Linked DNA regions of Homo sapiens: all the other regions are linked to region 1. A link is a contact called in ENCODE Hi-C or POLR2A ChIA-PET data. All regions are on one chromosome and are shown on one strand. The core of a region is the stretch at or near the end of the contact, and the rest is flanking DNA. Distances in the headings are between cores, read along the strand shown. Region 1 has its middle 440 kb from the start of LINC01108. Region 2 overlaps JARID2 (jumonji and AT-rich interaction domain containing 2). Region 3 overlaps JARID2 (jumonji and AT-rich interaction domain containing 2).

Region 1 (4,043 bases), core at 10-2,509:
AGCCCGCCCGGGTTCTCTAAAGTTCAACTTCAGCAGGCCAGCCCAGGGCATACTCAAAATCTTCCCATGGGCAAATCTCTTCCAGCCAATGGGAACCTTTCAAAATCTACATTTCCATAGCCACATAATTAAGAACTAAATCTCACTCCCAATCACGTTGTAGAATTGTTTTAGATATAACAAGGTGTCCACCTAGGTAGAACTTTAAGAAGTTTCCAGTGGCGGTAATGTTCTGTTTCTTAATCTAGGTGATGGTTACGTGAGCATATTCACTTAGTAATAATTCATAGAGCTGTACACTTAGGATTTGTACACTTTTTAGTTAGACTTCATTTTCAGACCTGTTTTGCTATTTCTTGCATTATTCATGGCGTCTCACAAGATGACAAATTCTCAAAGTCCTCACAGAGCCTAGCAGGGTGCTAGGCTTCTAGCAGGAGCATGAGTTATGTCTATTGACACCATTAAAATTTGGAGATCTGGGGAGTATCAGAGAGAGAAAGACAGTGCACAGGGCACTGGGATAGTTTTGCAATGTCCTTCTACATCAGGGAACCAAAAGCATTCTGACCCCAAAGCTGCAGGTCAATAACGCAACCAACTTCATCAGCACAGGCCAGTAGAAAGAGGAAACTCAGCTGTGCTGCTGATAACCCATGTCTTAGGAAAATAACCCTTCTGATTTTAAAAAGATAGTTACGTGCATACACACACCCCAAAAGCTCGACTCTAGCCTCAACATGAGAGGAATTAATGTGATGGGATAAAAGTTAGTGCCTATTTTAAGAGGCAGTGACAACTAAAATAGATTGCAGATGGCAAGCTCTTCTGAACCCTGTAATAAGTCTATGATGGCCCATTCTCCAGGAAGCCAAAGTTGGAGCCAGAACTCCATGGTGTTGGAAATGCTGACAGCAATCATTTACTCCAAGAAACACAAGGGCTGGCCCTGAAGCGGAAGTGCTGGAGAAAAGCACCCCCGAAGGGTTGTGATGGACCCCCTCAAAAAAGGCCACAGTGGGAGGGATCAGTTTGATCTCCAATTGGAGTAGTCCTTTGAACTCTGACGCTAAGCTTTAGTGCAATGTGGTGCATTGGGGGTTGTTTCCATTTCAGCTGTTTCTCCATATGCCAGAGAGGAGAGTCGTGCCTGGCAGGCCTGGGCCAGCAATATCTAGAACACAGGCCTGGCTCCAGGAGAAGCCAGAAGCCTCCCCTCCTCCATCATGGTCCCTCTGTATGTGGGCAGAGAAGGAGGAGGGGGATCAAGGATCCAGGAGGAGGATTTGGTGCCAGGGAGATGACTAAGGTCTGACGCAATCACCACACGCATGTGGGACTCGTGAGATAAACAGATCTGGAGGGGGAACCAGTGCTCCAGGCTTGACCTTGGGGTGCCTCCCAGCCCCCATCTCGGTCCCTAGGCCCATTTAAGATGGAAGGTGAACCAAGATGCCCTGAGTTCTCATTTTTCTCTCTCTTGCTGGTTTTCTCTTGTTTGACAAATCGAACCGAACCCCAAAGGAAAAAAATGGGAAGGAGGGAGGAGGACTCCTTCCCATGCAGATTTATGGCATTCTGGATGCAGCTTGCATTTGTCAGGCCAAAATGGTTAGGGTGGGCTAATAGAGTAGAATTACAGCTTCCTATAATAGGGAAAGTTAAATAGACAAGCTTTCCTACCCTGAAGAGAACGAGGCAGAGGTCAGTGCTACTGGCTTTGAACATGAATGGCCCCTTCCCCTCGGTTCCCTTTCACATGTGGCCTGGCAACAGTAGCAGACAGATGCGACACAAAGCCAGACACACCTGATTAACCATGAATACAACAGCTGTCGTTTCCCCACCACCACAGATACCCACACCCTCGTTCTTTCCGCTTAGTTTTTTCCCTTTCTTTCAGCTAAGCGTGAGGAAATCAAACCTACCATTAAAACTCAAGTTAGTGGGAGGGTGTCAGCAGCCGGGCCTTTGTTTCTCTGCTCACAGACATGTAATAGGTACCTTCAGGGTTGTCCTTTCATCTGAAAATGCGTTGTGGTCTCCCGCTGAGGGCTCAGTCAGCTCAAAACCTGAGCCCCCAGAAAGGCCAGCAGAGGGTGGGGGAAGATGAAGGTGGCCTGAATGGGGACGGAGAAAGTGGACTTTTCTGGGGCACCTGAGTTTGTCTCTCTTCTCCTCTCTCCTCCTTTCCATCCGCTTGCCTCCATCCAACTACCACTCCCTGCTGCTAAAAACATCCACCCTTAAGATGGACTGGCTGTTCTGAATTTATCAAGAGGAAGTGGAACTCAACGTAGCATTGTCTTTCTGCAGCTTGCTTATTTCACTCTATTCTGAGCTGGTCTTAACAAAGAAGAATCAGGTCAGGTGGCTTTAGGGGTTTTTCTATTTGCCTCTCTTAGGTAGACAAATCCTTGAGTTCAAGTTAACTTCCAAGACCTTGCAAATCAAACACAGGAGGGAATCTAAGTGTTGAACTGCAAATGATTTCTAACGACATGAACAAAATGTAATGTGACTATATGAGCTTCCGGAAACCTACAGAATGGTAATTACAGCCCAGAGTATGAATCTTGATTTTTCTTCAGGTGTTCTTTTTCGTATTGTTTTGTTTTGCTGGGCAATCTCAAATTAACCATTTGACCTCTGTAAGCCTACATTTCTACTGCTTAAAATGGTTCTCTCTTTTGTCAAAAAGTCCCTGAAGCTATTACAAAGAGACTAATAAAAACGATCAGAAATCTCTTTGCAAACACTAAAACTTATAATAATAGGATGGATAACTGGGTAACTTAATCTCATAAAAAGTCAACAATATCCCTTATTTTCTCACATAAATGAAAACATAAAGGAATAATTCAGGCTCTCATTTGAAGTCTCATGGTTTCTAATGAAGGCCCAGGTCCACTGTATACTTCTGCCTTCTACTAAGAACTCATGGAGATTTCCCACTCAAGATAATCAGGAAGAGGAAGTATAATGGAAATGTCTAGGAAATTTGGTGTCAGGTAACAGAGAAGTCCCCAGCATCACATTTGTGTAGGACATTGGAATTTGTTCTAGAACACAAAAGTATCCTCCGGTGGTTGGTAACTTTAGACTCATCTTCTAGCCAATTAGAGAACAGTCATATCCACTATCAAATCAACCCAGAGGTCCCATCTCAGAATAATGTGAAAAGGCCCTGTTCACTTTGCCGTCGAAACCATCTCACAACTCTTCTCCTAGTATCCAAATTTCTCTTTCTCTTGCTTCACAGAACTCACGGTTTAAGCAGAGCAAGCCTGTCTGTTTTCAATTCTTAACTTTTCACACATGGCAAACGAGTGGAACTTCTGAGCACTGCGATCATCTGGCTGATGAACAAGCTGTTTTCCATTTCTGGCAACAAATACTTCTGGCTTATCGTGACGGGATGAAAAGGGATGAAAATATACTCTGGTTGGATATTGTTGATAACATTTGTCATCTTTGCAGCTAAAAAAAGCTGGCTTAAAATTTTTTCCTTTGGTGTTGCAGAAAAATGGCAAAAGAAGCGACATCACCGTTGAGTTGCCAATTAAATTGCATTCCTAAATGAAGTAGGTTAGTGAGATCTTTTCCATAAGAAACGCAATGTCACATCCTGAGATAAAGTAAGGACTGGACCAGGAGGCAAGGTCTGTGGGGCCTGGGCCTGGGGCTCCACTGGTGCACGTGGTGTCTTTTAAAGGCTCGCTTTACATGTCTGAACCTGTCTCCCTCTGTATTCCCTTGCTAGGGCCGCCATAATAAACACCACAAACTGGGTGGCTTATACAACAGAAATGGATTTCCTCACTCTTCTGGAGGCTAGAAGTTTGAGAGGTGTCAGCAGAATTGGTTTATTCTGAAGCCTCTCTCCTTGTTGTAGAGAGTCATTTTCTCCCTGTGCCCTCACACAGTCTTCCCTCTGTGTTTGTCTGTGTCCTCATCTTCTCTTCTTACGAGGACACCAGTCAGATTGGATTAGGGCCCACCTTAATCATCATCTTGGAGTCTAAAAAACCAGTGAAGAAAAA
Region 2 (4,146 bases), core at 1,470-3,969, 630 kb after region 1:
TTGAGGTCAGGAGTTCAAGACCAGCCTGGCCAACATGGTGAAACCCCATCTCTATTAAAAATACAACATTACCTGGTCTTGGTGGCACGTGCCTGTAGTCCCAGCTACTTAGGAGGCTGAGTCAGGAGTATCACTTGAGCCCGGGAGGCAGAGGTTGCAGTGAGCTGAGAGTGCACCACTGCACTCCAGCCTGGACAACAGATTGAGACTGTCTCAAAAACAAACAAAAAACAACAACAAAAAACTTTGTTCGTTTCACAGTTACTTGGCTATGTGTTCTAAGTACCTTTTGCTCAGTGCAGAGTGAAAGACCATCTCTAGGGAACGAAGCCTTACTGGCAAGACTAGGGGCTGCTGCAGCCAGATGTCCTTCATGGCCTAGGAAAGTCATGCGTTTTTTCATTGAGTATGTAAAGTCTTCATGAAGTACGCTGAATAAGTGCAGCCATAAGCATACATCACATGGGATTTTGCAGTAATGAAGTTAACAATTTTTACAACAGTGCAACTTTGGATCAAATAAAATACAGTACAATTTACACGGGCTTGGTTTCTGAGGCAAATGTGCCCTTATTTTTATGCTCTGAATTCATTCTTAGTCTTTAATCACAGGTTCATTATGGATGTGATTTAAACATTACATGTCAGTGAACATAAATTATAACTTCAAACTGATACTCAAAATGGGTCTAGTGTGGGTCTAGATGGACAACTGTCTTACATGTTCATTTAAGAGGTATTTGGAGACTGAAGCTGTTTGTAAAAGGGAAAAGTCTCTCTAAGCAAATGTTATTTATTGATTTTTTTTTTAATTCGCCAAGTTGAAAGACCCTTGGTCGAGAAATTCTGTATCAAATTTAGGGGAGATAATCAAAATATAGAAAAATAAGAAATCTTTTCTCAAATCTTTAAACTGTAGATGGTGGGATTTTAAAGAAACTCTTCTGTTTCTCCTGCAGAAAGTGAGCTGTTTCCGGATGCTATGTTGTGTCTTTTAGGACGACACTGGCATGCTGTATATCCTTGCAGCAGCCCTCTGCAGACCCACGGACACCCCCTTCTCTTGTTTAAACATCTTCCAGATGTGTTTCTTTGTATCACACTGACAAGCAATTCCACCGTCTTCTGAGTTTACTGTTGTCCATGTAATTTTGTTTATGATGTTTTTGTGCTGGTGGTTTTTATTGTGCTCTGCATTCTGACTCAGGAAGCCCATCTCCTTTTTCTATTTACGGTAATTACTAGAGAGCATTTTATTTTGGCCTCTGGGGCGTGTCTGCTGTGTTTCTTTGTGTGGGCATGTATGTTAAAATTGGAAAGTGTTTTCTTTGAGGTCAGGGCTTTTGTAAGGTGTTCTAAGAAGTTTGTCAAACCCCAACTAGCTTTAAAAAATTTTTTGTTTGTGTAATATAACCTGTTTACTATTTCTGCTTATAAGCGTTTCTATCATCAACTTTAATGTTAGTAGGAAGAAAAACTTTCTCATCTTCATATATTGACTTTAATTAGTGATTAGTTTCTGGTGATGAGATATATTGAATCAAAGATGGTCTGGTTTTTCCAATATCTCCTTTCTGCTATTATTAAATAAATGAAGAATCACAACAGAGTTTCCCGATACTGGTACTAACACACTGTTTTTGTGTTGTTGGTGGATTAGGACTGAATTACCTCTGACTCAGAGATTCAGGGTTAATGAGATTTTCATCATTGAGTTGGGGCAACCGAAGCTTTGAATGGATGATAGCAGATTGATTCTGTTTCTTGAAGCCAGTAGGTGCTCGTTTTATGTTTCAGTGAATGAAAACTTGTGTCCACTGTAACCTTTTTGCTTTTTCTGAGAATAGTGAATTCTCATTTTCAGAGAATTACTGTCAAGAAAAACATGTATCAAGCCATTCCGTGTGCTCTGTTTAAACAGTTACCTGGTTTCCTTAGTTACAAAGGTTTCCCTTCTTTCTCTCTACAGTTAGTTACTAAGCTTTTAACGCGTACCAGTCTTGATGTTAAGGAGTTGTCAGAATATAGATTTTTTCATGCCAGGAGGCTGATTTGGGAGATGGCGGGACTGAATTCTAGAGCAGCCATTCTGAGTTTATAAGATCTCTGGCACAGGCCATACCCCAACCAGTTAAGTCAATGTGAGGGTGAGGAAGTCATTAAGTGGTTTCCAGGGCGGCCATGCCTGACCACTAGTATTCTAGGAGAGTGCTCCCAGTGAGTGCTGCAGAAGCTTGAACACAAACCACCAGCAGTGGTGATAAGAAGACTTGTTAGAAAGGTAGGAATGTAGCTTTCTAGGAAATGCAGTGAAGAATGTTTTAGGGAGAATCTTTGCTTCAGGAGCTCAAGGATTATGGAAGAAGAAATTCAAACCACAGTGTGTAGGTATAGCAGCATGGTGTGACTCGCAGGTTGGTAAATAAAAACTTTTCTGAGTGGGAATGATTTTCTGCAGTCTCCCTGCAAGTCGTAGGGTTTACTCCTTTGGATGTTGCGCTGCTGTATACTTTACTGTCCCAACAGCTTTTCTGACGGTATGTCCTGCCCCTGATGTGGCATCCAGAGGTTGCTCTTCTGGATTCTTCCTGGATTCATTGACTGGAGAGAAAGTTCATTTCACTGCCACACACATATTTTTGATTTGCGGCCGCCTGAAACCTGAATAGTCTTGGTGTTGCTCAGAGAGTATCTCATGACTATATTTTTAGCTACCCGCGTGGGCAGGCCCTAGGCAGTGTCACTTCACTCACTCGGCCCCTCATTTTTCTTATTTGCATTGAAAGCCTAAGTATAAATAAGGCTATCTGTGGGTAGCGGTGGGGGGTGTGTGTTAGAGAGAGGTGGGTAGGGTTGATTATAACCTCAGCGGGTATTAGAATTTCCCCACCAGCAGTGACAGATGGATTTCTTTTTCCTTTTTTTTTTTTATTTGAGATGGAGTCTCCCAGGCTGGATTGCAGTGGCACAATCTCTGCCTCCTGGGTTCGAGCAATTCTCCTGTCTCGGCGTCCTGAGTAGCTGGGACCACAGGCACCCGCCACCATGCCTTGCTAATTTTTGTGTTCTTAGTAGAGATGGCATTTCACTGTCCTGGTCAGGTTGGTCTTGAACCCCTGACCTCAGGTGATCTATCTTCCTCGGCCTTCCAAAGTTTTGGGATTACAGGCGTGAGCCACCACGTCTGGCCGACTGATGAATTTCTAAGTCCTCCACTGTTACATTAGCAAAACCAAAACCTCATCTCTTATGAGTTAGGGCTTGTGATGTCAAATGTAGATTTTCAGAGAATGGCTCTTGAGTAATTTCTCTTTCTATCCAAGACTCTTCTGTGTTAGTCATTCTTTATATTTTATTTATTTCTATTTTATTCCTTTATAATATTTAATTAATTAATTTTTTTTGAGACTGAGTCTCACTGTGTAGCCCAGGCTGAAGTGCAGTGGCATGATCTCAGTTCACGGCAATGCCTCCTGGGTCCTGGTTCAAGCAGTTTTCTTGCCTCAGCCTCCCAAATAGCTGGAATTACAGGCATGTGCCACCATGCCCAGCTAATTTTTGTATTTTTTGTAGAGACGGAGTTTCACCGTGTTGGCCTGGCTGGTCTTCAACTCCTGACCTCGTGATCTGCCCGCCTCGGCCTCCGAAAGTCCTGGGATTACAGGAGTGAGCCACTGTGCCCGGCCTATTTATCTTATTTTTATGAGACAGGGTCACACTCAGTTGCCCAAACTGGAGTATAGTGGCTCAATCATAGCTCACTGTAACCTCAGAATGCCTGTGTTCAAGCGATCTTCTCACCTCAGCCTCTTGAGTAGCTTGGACCACAGGAGTGTGCCGTCATGCCTAATTTTAAGTTTTTAACTAATTTTAAATTTTTGTTGTTGTAGAGATGAGGGTCTCTTGCTATATTGGCCAGGGCTGTCTTGGACTCCTGGGCTCAAGCAATCCTCCTACCTTAGCCTCCCAGTGTGTGAGAATTACAGACATGAGCCACTGCGCCCAACCTAGTCTTTCTTTTTTAAAGCATTGTTTTCCCAAAGGCTCTGAAAACCTTGTTAGCCAAAAAAAGGCACAGCAAGGTCCGCCAACCTTGACTTGACTTCACTCCTGACTTTTAAATCAATACATAAAGGCTTTTGTTTA
Region 3 (4,294 bases), core at 1,309-3,808, 730 kb after region 1:
CGTAAGATATTCAGGTGAAAGGAATTGAAATGTACTCTGTAGTTAACAAATGGTAAGTTAGGGAGTTAGCATAGGATTGTAATGGGAAAGAAGCCTGAAGAGTAGATTAGGGCTATTTTCTGTTTTAATGTCTACCAAATAGTTGCAATTTGACCTTGTTGGCAGAGGGTAACCCAGAATTTGGGATTGGAGGGGGCGTAGATAGACTAGAGACATACCTTTTTTTCTGTAGTACAAACTTGAATTGTTGTAGTGAACTTTTCGTGGCCGAATTTAGAAGTGGCGACAGGGACACTGATGGCTAAATAGGCAAAGGTGACCTGGATGTAATGACACAGAAGAGATGTGGGTATGGATTTGTGACCCCGTTAGATGGACGTATAGGATGTATATAAATACAGCAGGATAATGTAGTGTTTTCTTCTTTACTGTCAGTGGAAATAAATGAACACCATTAAGCTGATGATGTCAGATACCGTGTGTAGTTTTTAAATACTCAGGCAAACATAGTGTGTACATAGGCATGTATTTCTACACACATGTATACACATGTCCATGACACACATTTTATATCCATGTACAAAACATAGTCCTTTAACCAAATTTATTGCGCTTGAAAGTAGGCCTGTGGTTTATGAGAGTGTGAGAGATATAGAACCTTAATTAGGAAGAGTTTGCTTGAAATAGGATCTTTTTTCCCCTTATGTGTCATGATTTTATTGCCGCACGTAGGCCTATATCCTCCAGTCTCTGCTTAATTTATTTTTAATTTTCTTTTGCTTTTGCAGGCCCAGGCTGCAAGCACAAAGGAAGTTTGCTCAGTCTCAGCCGAATAGTCCCAGCACAACTCCAGTAAAGATAGTGGAGCCATTGCTACCCCCTCCAGCTACTCAGATATCAGACCTCTCTAAAAGGAAGCCTAAGACAGAAGATTTTCTTACCTTTCTCTGCCTTCGAGGTAAGACTTTGCAACCATCGGCGGAGGTCTACGTGGAATCTACATGTAAGCCTGAGGTCTACGTGGAGTAACCTTAGCTTTACTCTCTGCCATGTTCATTTTTCTGTCCCCAACCTGGGTTGAGGGGGAATTGAAAGTGAGAAATCCCACCGAGAGAGTGTGTGCTGGGTGTGGCTTTTGAACCATCAGTTAAGTTTTATTTCCTTTTTAATATGACTCTTAACACCCTACTTCCTGGCTTCTCAATGCACAATTATGCAGTTTCTAACTTTGACTTCTAATTTGATTTCTCTGCACCATACCACCACCTTGACACACACACATTGCTGACTTGTTTTGTAAGGCAGTTTTTTTTTGATGCAGGACTTTGGGGCTGTGAAGGCCCCTTTCTTTGTGCTTCCTAAGGCCTGTCAATAAGCCATGGTGATGAGGGACTTACGGTTCTCTCAGCCCTATATTACGTTAAGGAAAACAGTACTGGTACTTTCAGAGTCTAATTGACAGTGCAAATACTGGTCCATGTTTCAACTCGGACCAGTTAACGGAGGCCAGGTGGATTTGGGATCTGCTGAATAGAGTTATTTGTGAAAGTGTTTGTTGCAGTTTCCTTATTACTAAGTTTTCTAATAGCTGTGAGGAAAGAACACAGAAGATTGAGAGAATAAGGAGTCATTTCTGGAGGAATGATAGAAAATTTAGGAAGTCCTGAATGCAGAGAGTTCCTTGGGTGAGGTTATTTGAGAGAAAATGAGCAGAAGGAGAGGGCCTTTGCTATTGGACATCTGTGGGAAAACCTTGAGGTTCATAGTCACTTTTATTTGATAAATATTTTGATAATTTATTATTACAGACAGATTTTAAGTTAACCTTAAAAAGTTTCCACCCATCATCCCTCACTCAATACATTAGTGTGTCTTTCCTTCAAATAAGTACATTTTCCTATAACTGTCAAAGTTAAGAAGTTCACAGTGATACGTGGCCCCCATGCAGTCCTCAAACCTCTGTTTCACATTTGTTCTGAAGGTGCTTTGTAATGTCCAAGTTTAGAGCAAAAGGACCCAGTTCAGAATTAGGCGATGCCATTAATTGTCTGTAGTCTGCTTAATCTGGAAGAGTTCCTCATTGTTTGTCTTTGACCTCAACACTTGAAAATTACAGGTCAATTATTTTTTAGAATGTCCCTTAATTTGGGTGCCTGGTGTTTCCTCATGATTACATTCTGGTTTGTGTTCTTGGCAGGAATGCCACAAGGGAAGTGATTCCTCCTCCTTGTTGTTGGGTCCTCTGTGGGGATACACAGTTCAGTCCTTCCCTTTCCACACTCGTGTTCATGCTGATCATTCGACTGTGGTGGGCCTGTTAGGAGTAAAGTTGCCCGTCTCAGCCTTTGCAGTGTATAAGTGTTAAGAGAGGATATTCTTTGAAACTAGTACATACTTCTCATCATCTTTATCATAATTGTATGCGTATGGGCTTCCTATTTTATTCAAAGGGTTATAATCTGTTACTCCTATTATGTATTCTGATGTTCAGATTGTCCCAGATCACCGCCTCATCCGTGGATCCTCATCAGGCTGGCTTTTTATTCCATTTGACATGTCCCTGTCATCCTTCCAGCCTTGCTTCTGGCACAACAAAATGTTCCAGGCTCATGGTGTACTTTCCCGCCCTCAGTCCTGGAATTGGCCATGTCTTCAAGGAGCACTGCTTTCTTATAGGGATAAGTGCTGTTGAGGAGCCAAGATCTGGGCACTAGGGATGCTGGGAACTATGGGAATGTCATTTCTCCCAGGTGCTCTTAGTAGACTGAGGTTGCATGTTTATAAGGGTCTATCCGAAGTTCTGTGTATATTAAAATCCGTGAGTTAGCAGCCATACCTCCAATTTCAATTTAACACTAAGGGAGGTTCATGTGCATTCATCCCTGAGGAACTTGGCTCCTGTAATCCTTAATATACTTACTTGCTCTGTCTTTTCAGTGTAATCCACCTCCCATCTCTGCTTCTCTGCTGCCCCCACGATGGGAAACTCAGCCCTGACACCCCATATGGTTGCTCCTCACCCCCTCTCCTTGCCCAATTGCCCTGCCTTACTAATTGGCTTTGGGACTGAATTGTTGGGGGGGAAATTTTGACATTATAGGATAGTTCTTGGTGATTCTTAACACATAAGAAAGGAGAGTTATTAATGTATTTGTTAGAAATTTTGTAGCCCTTGTCGGTTGTTGAGCCTTGAAAACAGGGAGATACGAGGTAGGTGGGGTTCCCACCAGTTTATCTCCATTAGCTTTTTTGTTTGTTTTTGGAGACAGGGTCTTGTCTCATATCAAAATAAGAAGTTGTCCACTTCTGGAGTGCAGTGGCACAGTCATGGCTCTAAGCAGCCTCGACCTCCTGGGCTCAAGCCATCCTTCTGCCTCAACCTCTCCAATAGCTAGACCTACAGGCGCAGGCAACCACACCCAGCAATTTTTTTTTTTTTTTTTGGTAGAGAAGGAGTCTTGCTGTGTTCCCCAGGCTGGTCTTGAAGTCCTGGGCTCATGCAATTCTCATGCCATCTTGGCCTCCCAAAGTGCTGGGATGACAGGCATGAGCCAACATGCCTTAGTTTTTACATAGATTTTGGCTGAAAGATTCTCCTGATCTTGCATGTTGAGTATGAAGATGGAAAGGAAGCTGTGAGAACTAAATATGACAGAATCTTGTGCTGGATTGGCTGTATATAGAGAGAAGAACATGGCCACTAGACTGTGAGGCTGGTAGAGTGTGGTGTGATGATCAGGAATGGAGAACGAGTGGGATGTGTACTCAGAAGGATGTATTTGCCCTAAAGGAATCTTTGAAGGATCAGCAGCAATGTGATTCAGGTATATCTAGCCGCGCTTGGTTGTGCCGTCTATAGTCCATCTCTGTGGAGGCTGACACGGTGGAATCCTTGACACCTGGAGTTTGAGGCTGCAGTGAGACATGATTGTGCCTCAGCACTGCTGCCTTGGCAATTAAGTGGCACTTTGTCTCAAAAAAAAAAAAAAAACAATGGTGATATGGGACTCTTAATTTGTGACTTTGGTCTTGCGTGGCTTAAAATTTTTTTTTTTAAATGACAAATAATAATTGTACATATTTATGGGTCACATGATGATTTTGTGATACATGTAAGTGATCAGATGAGGGTAATCAGCATATCTCATCTCAAACATTTATAATTTCTTAGTGTTGGGAACATTCAACATCCTCCTTCTGGGTGTTGCTAACTGTAGGCATCCTACAGTGGGATATAACACTAGAACTTATTCCTCCTATCTAACCATAATTTGGTATCCTTTTCTAAATATGC

What was found. Hi-C counts contacts between places; a loop is a spot of excess contacts on that map. ChIA-PET counts read pairs that join two places held with the same protein, here RNA polymerase II (POLR2A). Pooled maps may share reads with other maps.
Region 2: a loop to region 1 is called in a pooled map, with 7 times the contacts of the local background. The contact joins two enhancer-like sites. A Hi-C loop is called at or near these places in 1 of 37 single-sample maps with no recorded cell type and 4 of 50 pooled maps. POLR2A ChIA-PET finds 5 or more read pairs at or near these places in 2 of 52 experiments (OCI-LY7 and activated CD4-positive, alpha-beta T cell).
Region 3: a pooled map shows a loop between it and region 1 (2.2-fold over the local background). The contact joins two enhancer-like sites. A Hi-C loop is called at or near these places in 1 of 168 maps with a recorded cell type or tissue (mammary epithelial cell), 1 of 37 single-sample maps with no recorded cell type and 7 of 50 pooled maps. POLR2A ChIA-PET finds 5 or more read pairs at or near these places in 2 of 52 experiments (OCI-LY7 and WTC11).

The regions. Positions count from the first base shown.
Region 1 is chr6:14,727,458-14,731,500 of GRCh38, forward strand. No RefSeq gene overlaps it. Among named protein-coding and RNA genes, the nearest start is that of LINC01108, 440 kb to the left of the region's middle. RefSeq lists an enhancer at 2,970-4,043. Within about 2 kb of position 1,260, at least 12 of the 41 ENCODE cell types and tissues checked have a DNase peak (open chromatin) inside an H3K27ac peak, as active enhancers do.
Region 2 is chr6:15,356,797-15,360,942 of GRCh38, forward strand. The region is part of intron 1 of JARID2 (jumonji and AT-rich interaction domain containing 2); the gene reads left to right. Among named protein-coding and RNA genes, the nearest start is that of JARID2-AS1, 110 kb to the left of the region's middle. Within about 2 kb of position 2,720, at least 2 of the 41 ENCODE cell types and tissues checked have a DNase peak (open chromatin) inside an H3K27ac peak, as active enhancers do.
Region 3 is chr6:15,451,218-15,455,511 of GRCh38, forward strand. It overlaps JARID2 (jumonji and AT-rich interaction domain containing 2), which reads left to right. Exons shown (of 18, transcript NM_004973.4): 4 at 789-958. Among named protein-coding and RNA genes, the nearest start is that of DTNBP1-AS1, 93 kb to the right of the region's middle. Within about 2 kb of position 2,559, at least 7 of the 41 ENCODE cell types and tissues checked have a DNase peak (open chromatin) inside an H3K27ac peak, as active enhancers do.